Linked DNA regions of Mus musculus: region 1 is linked to region 2. Evidence: chromatin contacts called from ENCODE POLR2A ChIA-PET data. All regions are on one chromosome and are shown on one strand. The core of a region is the stretch at or near the end of the contact, and the rest is flanking DNA. Distances in the headings are between cores, read along the strand shown. Region 1 overlaps Ube2v1 (ubiquitin-conjugating enzyme E2 variant 1). Region 2 has its middle 6.3 kb from the start of Gm11476.

The links. ChIA-PET counts read pairs that join two places held with the same protein, here RNA polymerase II (POLR2A).
Region 1: POLR2A ChIA-PET joins it to region 2 with 15 read pairs in embryonic stem cell. The contact joins two enhancer-like sites. POLR2A ChIA-PET finds 5 or more read pairs at or near these places in 3 of 5 experiments (Patski and embryonic stem cell).

Annotation. Positions count from the first base shown.
Region 1 is chr2:167,618,265-167,624,301 of GRCm38, forward strand. All of the region lies in intron 1 of Ube2v1 (ubiquitin-conjugating enzyme E2 variant 1), which reads right to left. Among named protein-coding and RNA genes, the nearest start is that of Ube2v1, 11 kb to the right of the region's middle. Within about 2 kb of position 3,472, at least 1 of the 3 ENCODE cell types and tissues checked has a DNase peak (open chromatin) inside an H3K27ac peak, as active enhancers do.
Region 2 is chr2:167,544,056-167,550,034 of GRCm38, forward strand. No RefSeq gene overlaps it. Among named protein-coding and RNA genes, the nearest start is that of Gm11476, 6.3 kb to the right of the region's middle. Within about 2 kb of position 2,461, at least 1 of the 3 ENCODE cell types and tissues checked has a DNase peak (open chromatin) inside an H3K27ac peak, as active enhancers do.

The sequences.
Region 1 (6,037 bases), core at 2,222-4,721, 75 kb after region 2:
ATGACACATTTTGGAGGCTGCAGAGACTTAGGGATGCTCCTGGCTGGGACGGCCTTAGCGACACCAGCATTGTATCTCATGAAATGCTGTCCCCACAAGTAGCTATCAGGCAGGAGCGCGGAGGAGGCTTTTTCACTCCGTAAGCCTTGGCCCTTCTGGTTTATTTTTTAGCCACAAAGCCCATGAGGGCAGCCCAGACACCGCCACAACCACACCAGGCGCCTGAGCCACCTCAATGTCATGGTATCTTGCACAGAGCTCAGGTTTAGGGAATCCACGCCAGCAGTGGCACTGGGAGGCTTGCTCCTGGCCTCCCCTGCAACTTTTCCTGACAAAAACCTTAGGATCTACACAGGCCACTAGCTCATCTGGCCGGACTCCAGGACCCTGCCCTGGGATGTCCTGGGCTTCCTGATGTGCAGGGCATATAGCTCACCTATGCCATCATGGCAGCCATGCCCACACACTGGGAGACAGGCAAGGAGCAGCGCCTGTATTCCTTGAACCTCCACCCAGAAGAGTAGTGGGATAAACATAAATACATGAACTGTGTAGGATAGGGGGTAACAGGTCTCAGCTGAGGGCCTGAAGAAAAAGTGAGACAAAGGCACAGATGAGGGGTGGCTCAAGGGACAGGAGGTCTCCAGGTCTGACATTTCTTAGTGCCAAGAAACAACGTGCAGATGCCCAACCAGAAGAGGAACTGGGAACACAGGTCAGCAGAAAAGGCCTCTGACAGCACAGAGGACCACGAGAGAGAGACCAGTGAGTTCTCAAAGTGACCCCAGGTGTTGTGAGGGATGCTGAAAAGGACCAGTGGCCATGTGCCAGGCTCTGGCCCCAGCAGAAAGGATTCTTCCAGGTGGCCTGTGGTCGGTGAGAAAGGGTCAACTCTAGTACTACAGGTTTGGTGCGAGCATCTGGGACAGACTTGCTCGTGGAACGTGAGTGACTTGAGCAGTGGAGTGCTTCATCCTCCAGTGTCACAGCTCCTGTTATGACCGACTCCCCGGGGGCTGGAGAGACGGCTCAGCAATTAAGAGCACTGGCTGCTCTTCCAGAGGACTCAGTTGGCTTCAATTGCCAGCGCCAACACGGCAGCTCACAACTCTCTGTAACTCCAGTTTCAGGGGATCCAGTGCCCTCACACAGATATACATGCAGGCAAAACACTAATGCACATAAAATAAAAATAATTTTAAGCCAGGCGTGGTGGCGCACGCCTTTAATCCCAGCACTCGGGAGGCAGGGGCAGGTGGATTTCTGAGTTCGAGGCCAGCCTGGTCTACAGAGTGAGTTCCAGGACAGCCAGGGCTACACAGAGAAACCCTGTCTCGAAAAACCAAAAAAAAAAAAAAAAAAAATTTTAAAAAGGAGTGGCTCCCTGGACTAGAAAGCAGCACAGGGTCCCATCAGTTGAAAGGCCTAGTCTCACCCTCCCCTCTCCTCTCCTCTCCTCCTCCAGCAGCAGCAACAGCAACTTCACTACTGCTGGGGTTCAGCTCAGTGGCAGAGCACAAGCCTGGCAGACACCTGCCTCAGCTTCTATTTCCAGCACCACAGAATTTATTTAGGACAAATAACATCATCCTAACCCCATTTACAGTAATGGGAAAGCTTCTTTTTTTAAAAAAAATTGTGGCCGGGCGTGGTGGCGCACACCTTTAATTCCAGCACTCGGGAGGCAGATTTCTGAGTTCGAGGCCAGCCTGGTCTACAGTGTGAGTTCCAGGACAGCCAGGGCTACACAGAGAAACCCTGTCTCGAAAAAAAAAAAAAGTGTTGGAAGCTGGGAGTGGTGGCACACGCCTTTAATCCCAGCACTTGAGAGGCAGAGGTGGCTGGATCTCTGAGGTTGAGGCAGCCTGGTCTACAGAACAAGTTCCAAGGCTACAGAGAAACCAAATTTTTAAAAGAAAAAAAAAAAAAAAAAAAAAAAAAAAGAAAAGAACTGTGCACACACATGTGTCCATGCGTGTCCATGCATGTCCTTGGGTGTTGTTATTCAGGAGCTGTCCACCTCAGTTTTTGAGGCAGGGTCTCTCAGTGGCTGGTTCTCACTCATAGACTGTGAAGGCTGGGCAGTGAACCCCAGGATTCCTGTCCCCATCTCCAAATGCCTAGGTCACAGACATGTACCACCATGCCTGCCTGTCTAGCTCCCACTTGGGGGCTGAGGCTCAAAGCCCGGTCCTCAGTCTTACAAGGTCTCACCACCTGAGCCACCCCAAGACAAGCTCAAGCAAAAGAGTCATTTGACTGAAAACACTAAGTAGCAAATGTGGTCACTGGGGGAAAAACAAGAAGAGCAGAAACATAAAGCATGCTTGACTCGCTGGCTCAGAATCATTAGCATCTGTCCCATCTTGGAGAGCCAGCCGCACTGTTCGGCTATATGAGGTGACGTCCTTCAGTAAACACAAGGTTTGGACATCACAGGCAAAAGGGAAACAACACAATTACTCTGCTCAGAGTTAAATAAAAAATGAGAGGGAGGACTGGGAGACAGCTCAATGCCAAGGGCACCTGCTCTGCAAGCATGAGGACCTGAGTTCAAATCCCACACAGCCATGTAGAAAACAGGGAGTAGGAGCACGTGCCTATCTGCCAACAAGCCAGCACTTGACAGTCAGGGGGCTGCTGGTTCAGTGGGGCCGTGTCTCAAGGCAGCAAGGAGAAGGTATTCCACGCTGTGGCTCCATGCATCCTGCGCCGGTGTGTATGCCGGCACACACAAGAGTCAAACCTAATTCCGATTAGAGAGAGAGTCTCACGATTGGCCCAGGATGGCCTCCACTTGCCTCTGCTTCCCAAGTGCTGGGAAGGACCCAGGAGGCAGTGAGATCTCTGAGAATCAAGGCTAGTGATTCTCTCCTTATTATCCAGACCTGTCATCTTCTTGCCTCAGCCGTGTGTGTGTGTGTGTGTGTGTGTGTGTGTGTGTGTGTGTGTGTGTGCGCGCGCGCACCTGTACTCCACTCCACCAAGGTATCGCCCAGCCTTGGCACTTCCTGTTTTTTATAGAAGACTTCCTTCAGCCATAAGACAGACTCCATCTTTTGTGGGGACTCATTTCTATGACACTTGACCTCCTTCAGTAATCTGCTGTTTTCCCGGTCAGGCTGGGGACAGCGAGCTACTTCAGCATAGAGAGGCACCTGCCATCAAGGCTGGCAGCACCAGCTCTCTCCCCGGAAGTGTGGGGTGGAAGGAGGGAACTGACTTGCACACACTTTCCTCTGACTGCACATGATGGCACGCATGCCCACACACACACACAAGCGCACCAACAGCATTAGTATTTTTCCCCTAGACTGGGTCCACAGTAGGAGGTGACTGGGTGTCAGAGGGAGAGGGCGGGGAGAGAGGGGGACAGGGAAGGGGAGGGGAGGGTGAATACTGAAGCCAGGGTGCATGTGCCCACTGAGCCAGGCCCCGCCTGTTTACAGGAGCTGAGCCCTTCCCTTCCCTTCCCCTGGCCTAGCAGAGGTCACAATACTCTTGACCTCTGCAGAAGGAGTGAGCCTGGAAGGCTGTGGTGGCACATGGCCACCATGGTGGAGCACCTCTCCTGACACATACCCTCTCCAGCTCAGCAGTCACAGGCTGTCCCCACAGGAGTCCCAACTGTGGCTCTACTTGAGCACTCCCCCGGTCATTCATGGCAGGAGATGTTGCACCCCAGCTCCTGGCCAGATGTCACACTCAGTTCCATGTTCCTGCCTCCAAACTCACCCTGGCCCCTGAGCCTGACCCTTCAGCTCTCAACCCAACTGCTCAAGTGCTTCCATTGAGCCACATCTCACACTAAGCTGACTCAATGTCCATGCTACGCCATCCCTCCCAGACACCCGGCCTCTGGGGCCTCAGGCACCCAGAACACTTCCAAACAGATCCTGCTGCACACATCCCCAAATAGCACAGTCACTCCTAATCTTGGGATGTGGCACCAACACTTCTTCTGGCTCCATCTCAGTCAGTCGGCAATCCCTCCTTGCATCTCTGTGCGGTTGGTTTTCTTACCCCAACCATCATCTCGCTAGGGACTTCTGGGGACCCTGCCACCTCTGCCTCTTGCTCTGCCTGACTCCCCCTGCCTGTTCTCCAAGGACGTGATCAGGACACCATCGTTTCCCTGTAGGGCACCACAAGCCTCTCAGCACAGCCAAGCCAGGTTTGCTCCACGGAGCCTTCATCACAAGTGGCCAGCACCACGGTAGACGTCCTTCAGGCTTCCGGGGGAGGCTTGGCTTCCTTCAGCCTTTGTGTCACGGTGCTTTCGCCCAGGGCATGGACAGCTGGCAAGTCACTAGCTTCTTCCTCCCCAGCCTACACCCCTCCTCTTGCCTCTTGCTCAGCTCCAGCGAGCTGACCGGACACTCTGACCACACGTGACCTCGCACACTGCCTTCTCCAGCAGGTACCTGATGTGTGCTGGTAAACCCGTCTCACAGGATACTGACAGATTCCTGAAAACATACCCAGGAAACACTTCACTAAAAGGGAGCCTAATTATTATTATATTATTGGTGTGTGTGTGTGTGTGTGTGTGTGTGTGTGTGTGTGTGTGTGTGTGTGTGTGTATGAACACTGAGTCTCATATAGCCCAGGCTGGCTGTGAGTTAGCTTATATAACAAGGATGCCCTCAGGTCCCAGGCCTCTACTCCCAAGTCCTAACATTATAGGTGTGCCCACCTAGTTTGGTTTGAGAATCTTACAAAATGCTTAGTGAGGATTTTAAAATTTAAGCAGAATTCCAGATAACATACAAACAGAATGAACAAGACTCGTCGGTCCTCTGACTGCAGAGGCCAGCAGGGCTCTGTAGCTTGCACCTTGACCGAGCCTCCTGCCCACCCACACACAGATGCTTTCTCTTTCTGTTCCTGCCTGTTTTCTACTATCTCACTCCTCTCAGACAGAGCTATATGACTCGTTCAACCTGCCCTCAGCACACACACACACACAACTGACCAGCTGTCTGGCACACCATGGTAGCTTCCTGGATGGATAGCAGAATCTTCTGGCCATACTTCGAGCCCTACCTTGACTAGGACCAAAATACTGGACATCATCAGATGACAACTGAGGCTATCTGGATGTCTGAGGTCATTTTGTGTGTGGAGGTCAGAGGACAACCTTGTAAGCACAATTCTCTCTTTCCTGGGGTCTGGGGATCAAACCCACTTCCCCAGGTTTACCCAGCAGATGCCTGCATCGGGAGCCACCTCCCTGGCCCAAGTTCAGGGTTTTGTCTTTCAGTTACATTTTCTTATTTTGTGTGCACCGTGATGCACTTGAGGTCAGAAGACAACGGCCAGGAGTCGGTTCTCTTCTACTGCCACATAGATCGTGGGGACTGGATTCAGGTCACCAGGCTCTGGAGCACACTCAGTCATCTGAGGTGTGGGTTTTTTGGTTTTGGATGTAAAATCTGGTAGCTTTTACAATGGCTACATTTTACTTCTTTTGTGTGCCACAGCAGGTCCGTGGCACTCAGGATGTCTGTTCTGGCATGAGAGCCCTTCCCCAGCAATCCATTCCCAGCCCCCAGCCTTATTTTAACTTTTGAGACAGGATCTGGAACTTGCTATATAGATCAAGATGGCTTTGAACTCTAATCTACCTGCTGCTGCTGTCCTGGTGCTGGGACTAAAGGTATGTGCCAGTACACCTGGCTCAGCTTTTTAACTTTTTTTTTTTTTCTTTTTTCCGAGACAGGGTTTCTCTGTGTAGCCCTGGCTGTCCTGGAACTCACTCTGTAGACCAGGTTGACCTTGAACTCAGAAATCCACCTGCCTCTGCCTCCGAAGTGCTGGGATTAAAGGTGTGCGCCACCACTGCCTGGCCATTTTTTTTTTAGTTTTTTAAGACAGGGTGGGGGCTGGAGAGACGGCTCAGCAGTTAAGAGCACTGACTGCTCTTCCAAAGGTCCTGAGTTCAAATTACCATCTGTAATAAGATCTGATGCCCTCTTCTGGTGTGTCTGAAGACAGTTACAGTGTACTTACATATAATAATAAATAAATCTTAAAA
Region 2 (5,979 bases), core at 1,211-3,710:
AGACAGAAAACAAACAAGCAATTAAACACACTGCTCGCCTGCAGCAGTGCCAGGATGGAATGAGAGGCCGGGAAGACTTGAGAGCAGCAGGCAGGGTTCCCACCAAGGCATCCAGAGCCCTCGGGAGGGTTGACATTCCAGAGAGGGAGGAGGAGGATGGGAAGGATGGAGGTGGAGGAAGAGGGATGGGAGAATCCTGGGGGAGGGGAAGTAGGCTGTGGGGCTGGGAGAAGCTGTCCTGAGAAAGACCATGTGGCTGGGGGCACTAGAAAGCCAGGAGGAGAGGGAGATCAGGGCCTCTCTGGAACCTCAGCCCAGAATGCAGCCAAGGGGCTTAGAGACAGCAGCTGGGACCAAGGTCCCATAGGCCGCCTGGCAGGGCAGAGACTAGAGCTAGGAGAAGGAATGGAGGTGGCATAGCAGGTGACAAAGGGCTCGGGCCAGGGCTATGGTGGCTGGGTAGTTTACTGCCCACCCAGCCTGGGGCCTTCCTCGCTTCCTTGGGACTGGTCCTGGACCCCAGTAAATGGGAGAGAGGACACAGCTGTCCCAGAAGGAACCTCTCTAAGCCTGGGGCCGAGTAGACAGACAGACAGCCTTCTGTGGGAAGAACTGGGGTGGGGACTGCAAAGGGTTATTCACAGAAATGTGCAGCTTTTGACAACGTGAGGAGAAAAGGCTGTCTCTAGGAGAAGGCAGGCAGCCAAACTAGCCAAGGAGAAGTGAGAGAATCAAGGGTGGAGGCGGGAGGGGAGGCCTTCTTTGAGTTTTAGATTTGTTTGTTTTTGAGACAGGGTCTCCCTATGTAGTTCCAATTGTCCTGGAACAAACGGTAGACCAGGCTGGCCTGGAATTCACTCTGTAGACCAGGCTGGCCTGGAAGGCACAGAGATCCACCTGCCTCCGCCTCCCAAGTGCTGGGATTAAAGCCGTGCGCCAATCAACACTGCCATCATTTATTTTGTTTGTTTGTTTGTTTAAGCATTTTGTTGTTGTTGTTTGTTATTTGTTTTTTGTTTTTTTCGAGATAGGATTTCTCTGTGTAGCCCTGGCTGTCCTGGAACTCACTCTGTAGCCCAGGCTGGCCTCAAACTCAGAAATCTGTCTGCCTCTGCCTCCCAAGTGCTGGGATTAAAGGCATGCGCCAACCAACACGGCCACCGTTTATTTTATTTATTTATTTAAGCATTATCTTTGAAGCAGGCTTTTGTGTAGCTCAGGCTAGCTACAAAGTCTTCATGTAGTAGTGACCCTCCTGCCTCCACCTCCCAAGTGCTGGGATAACAGATGTATACAACTCTGTCTTGTTGTGCTCTTCTGAGGATAGAGCACCAAAACCTTGTGTATTCCAGGCAAAAATCCTACAAATGAAGTTTCAATCTAAGCCAACCCCACCCTTATCCCCTGCTTTGAAGAGAAGGTATCACTTTGTAGACTAGGTTAGCCTCAAAAAAAGGAAAGAGAGAGAGAGAGAGAGAGGGAGAGAGAGAGAGGAGTGTTTGCTTTCTGTGTGAAGGGCTTTGAAGGGCTTATAAGCACTGTGGTTTTTTGTGGTGCTGGAGAGATAGCCCAGACTCTCATATACGCTGGTCAAGTGCTCTATGGCTGACTGCAGAGCTACAGCCCCAGCCTGTGATATTAGTTTTTTTTTTTTTTTTAAGATTTATTTATTTAAGTACACTGTAGCTGTCTTCAGACACCCCAGAAGAGGGCATCGGATCTCATTACGGATGGTTGTGAGCCACCATGTGGTTGCTAGAATTTGAACTCAGGACCTCTGGAAGAGCAGTCAGTGCTCTTTATGTTTTTGTTTGTTTGTTTTTTGAGAAAGGGTTTCTCTGTATAACCCTGGCTGTCCTGGAAATCACTCTGTAGACCAGGCTGGCCTTGAACTCAGAAATCCACCTGCCTCTGCCTCCCGGGTGCTGGGATTAAAGGCGTGCGCCCAATATTAGTATTTTTTAAAAGTACAGGCCTTCTAGGCCTGGTGGCCCACATCAACACTCTGGAGGCTAAGGCAAAAAGATTGTCAGGAGTTCAAGGTCTGCCTGAGCTACATAGCAAGACCTATCTCAAAAAGAAAAACAAACAAACAAACACACACACACAAACAAAATAAAACTCAGGTGTGATGGCAGGCAACTTTAATGTCAGCTCCTGGGGGACAGAGGCAGGTGGATCTCTGTATGTTCAAGACAAGCCTGATCTATAAAGTCAGTTTGTGCTGGCTAGTTTCATGTCAACTTGACACAAGCTGGAGTCATTTGGGAAGAGGGAGCCTCAGTGGAGAAAGGGCCCCTGTAAGATATGCCTGTGAGCTAGCCTGTGGTGCATTTTCTTGATTGATGATTGATGTGGAAGGGCCCAGCCCACTGTAAGTGATGTCATCCACAGGCAGGTGGCCCTAGATGGTCAGAGAAAGAAGGCTGAGTAAGTCACGCCAGTCAGCAGCCCTCCTCGGTGGCCTCTGCACCAGCTCCTGCCCCCAGGTTCCTGCCTTGAGTTCCTGAGCTGAGTGCCTCACTTCCTTCCATGATAGACGGCGATATGTCTGTCCTGGGAGGGCTGGCTGGGATGGGCCTCAGTTGGTCCAGTGCTGGCGTAGCAGGCATGAAGCTCTGGGCTTGGTCCCCGCACTGCGTCCGCTGGGGCCGCATGGTGAGGTGGTGCTTGCAGGTGATCCCAGTACTCTGAGTCAAAGGAAGGAAGGAAGCACAGAAGTTCAAGCTCATCCGTGGCAAGTTCCTAAGTTGGAGGCCAACCTGGGCTCCTGTCTCTGAAAACCAAACAAAGAACCCACTTGCTGCAATGGTCCTAAAATGGAGCCCTTTCAGCACAGCCCTTCTCACTGCGCTGGACAGTTGGCTTCCTGCCTAAGAACAAGCCCCTGTCTCCACCGAAGCTCGAGCTGGGCCTGGGGAGATGCGGCTCGGCTCGGGGCTGCAGGATCTGGCCGGGCCATTAGCTCTTCCCTTGGGATTTTCTTTAAAATCATTCCAGGAAATAAACTGGCTGTAAAGCCACCCCCGGGTGAGTGTCCCAGCAGGCAGGTCTGGAGCCAGGGCCACCTCTGGGCACATCTGGGCCCTATTAGTGGCCTGGCAACTGCTCAGAGGTATCCCCTAGACTGGGATGTGTGGGTCCCAGCAGGCAGGGATCTGGGGCAACCTTTTTTTTTTTTTCTCTTGCTTTTCAATGGTCAGTTTCACAAATGTGATAGGAATTTATGTCCTCAATAAAAAACAAAACAAAACAAAATAAAAAATCTGGTGCTTTAGGGATGGCTCAGCAGTTAAGAGCATTAGCTACTCTTACAGAGGATTCAGGTCCGATTCCCAGCATCCACAGGGCAGCTTACAACTGTCCGTAACTACAGTTCCAGGGGATCCAATGCTCTTTTCTGAACTCTGCAGGCCCCAAGCATGTACATGGTACATGTACATATGTGCCGGCAAAAATATTCATGCCCATAAGATGTGAACTGGGAAGGGGGAGGGGGAGGGCTGGGAGGGGACGACATGAGCATCAGGTGACCCACGCCATCAGCTGACCCACGCCATCACTGCTTTCCTGGAGCTTTAGGTCCCCAGACTCCAGGTCTTGAAGAACTTCATTTACATTTTCTCAATAAAAAAGCAAACGAGGCTGGGATGTGGCTTAGGATGTGTCTGCCTGCCTATCGAGCACACAGGGCTCGGAACCACCCCAGAGACACCCAAGCGTGGTGTAATTCCTGTACTTCAGAGGTGGAGGCAGGGGGATCAGAGGTTCAAGGTTATCCTTGACTACTTAAGGAGTGTGAGGCTATCCTGGGCTACATGAGACTTTCAATAGGAAAAAACAAAACAAAACAAAAAAACAGCGGTGATACATAACCAATGTATCAGTTTCAGGGGTGCACACAGAGAGAAGCCGTCAGTGGATCTCTGAGACTTCGAGGCCAAGCTGATCTGTGTAGTGAGTTCCAGACCAGCAAGAGCTACATAGTGAGAGTGACTTTGTCTCAAAAAAATAAATGAATTAGCTGGGCACGGTGATATACACCTTTATTCCCGACACGTGGTATAGGCAGGTGGATCTGTATGCCAAGCAGGCTACACAGTGAGACCTTGCCTTGACAATCAACCAATCGATCAAACAGGCTTGAGCCACGGCTCACTGATAGAACCCTTGCCCACCCTACACAAGGCCCTGGGTTTTGACCCCACTGTGGCAAAACCAAACTAGAACCAAATCTCCAGTTCTTCTTGTCCCATGGGGCCTGTGTAGCCCTGTCACCTCCGCTCGCTCTCCCTGTTCTTTTCAGCTACTCCAGGTGAGCTTACGCCCTGTTCTCTTCAGCAGGAACACTCCGTCCAGGGGGCCACAGGGTCACCTCCCACCATCCCTCTCCTCTTTGTCCCACAGTCCTTCCTGCCTTGTTTTGCCCTTGCTACTAACGTCTGATAAAACACATATCTCCGTGTCCACCTGTCCCCCTTCACAGGTCCACTGTTGGCCCTCTTCTTTCCAGAGCATCAACTCCACCCAGGGGGAGCTGCAGTCTGTTCTCTGTCTTGCCTGTTGCCACTCTGTCAAACACTGAGATCAGTGCAGCAGACATTCACAACTGACCTAGGGACTAGCCTGGGCACAGAGAGGGTGAGTGACTTACCCCGAGTAAGTCAGTAGAAGCAGTTGAAGCCCTGAGATTTGAACCCTCAGCTCTTGTATTACTGTTTGCCCTTTGGTTCGTTTTACTTCTGAGTGTCTTAAATGACAACCAATTCAACTTGTGTCTTTCACACACTTGAGCTACAGGCCCAGCCTTTTGCCGTGGTAGCCAGAGTCATGAGTGCTGGAGAGTGAGTAAGGACATCGCAGACCTGTGGGCTAAGGGGGATCCTGTGACCGTTGTAGATCAGAAGGTTCCAGACCACAACGTGTGGCTGACAAACCCCCCAATCTGGACTCCTCTTCTGCTTGCTCACATGGGGTTTGTGTATCTCTGGCCTTTCCACGGTTTCTCTGAAAACGCTGTGCTGTGACCTGGGCAGCTTGAAGCAGTGAGATTTCATCACTGACCAGAAACCCAAAGGAAGTGGATCCTCAGGGTAAAGGCTCCGAGGCCCAGGGGAAAAGCCTGCCTGGAGTCTTTGTTCCAGGATGCGCCTCCTTTGGGGTCCTGTTAAACTCAGAGCTGTTCTGCCATAAGCTATGTTTGGCTCCGTCACATCTGCAAAGAGCCTGTTGCAAATGAAATTGTGTTTATGAATCCTGTGCTTAGAACTTGAACTTGTCTTTATGGGGGTAGACGTAGAGGATACTGGGAATGGAACCCAGGACCTTGCATGCTGGGTAAGTGCTCTACCACTGAACTACACCCAGCTCCATTCGTGTGTGTGTGTGTGTGTGTGTGTGTGTGTGTGTGTGTGTGTGTGTGTGCGTGCAGGCCTCTGGGGGGATGTCTTGACTGTTAATTGTAGGAGGGTCCAGCCCACTGTAGGAGGTACCATTCTATAGGCAGGTAGTCCTCAGCTGTATAAGAAAGCTAGCTGGATAGAGCCAGCAAACATTGTTCCTCCATGGTTTTTAAGTCAGAGTGCAACAGAATGTGAAGTTAGAACATAGGCTCTTTATGTAGATTTGGCTGGCCTGGAACTCACTAGGTAAGACCAGATTGGCCCCAAACTTACAAGCGACCTTCTGGCTCTGCCACCCAGACGCTGGGATCATAGGTGCATGTCACCACCCCCAGCTTCTCAGGTTATCTTTTTGTCTTGCTTTAAATTTTTAAAACTTTTACTTGTATTATGGTGGAAGGGGGCCCATGAGTAGAGGTCAGAGGTCACAGGACAATGCCACAAAGTTAGCTCTCCTCTTTCACCTTGACGACAGTTAGGCTAGCCAGCTCGTGTCGTGCGTGCAGCAAACTCTTTTACCCACTGAGCAATCTTGCCGCTTCCCCAGCCCTTCCCTTTTTTTTTTTTTTTTTTTTTT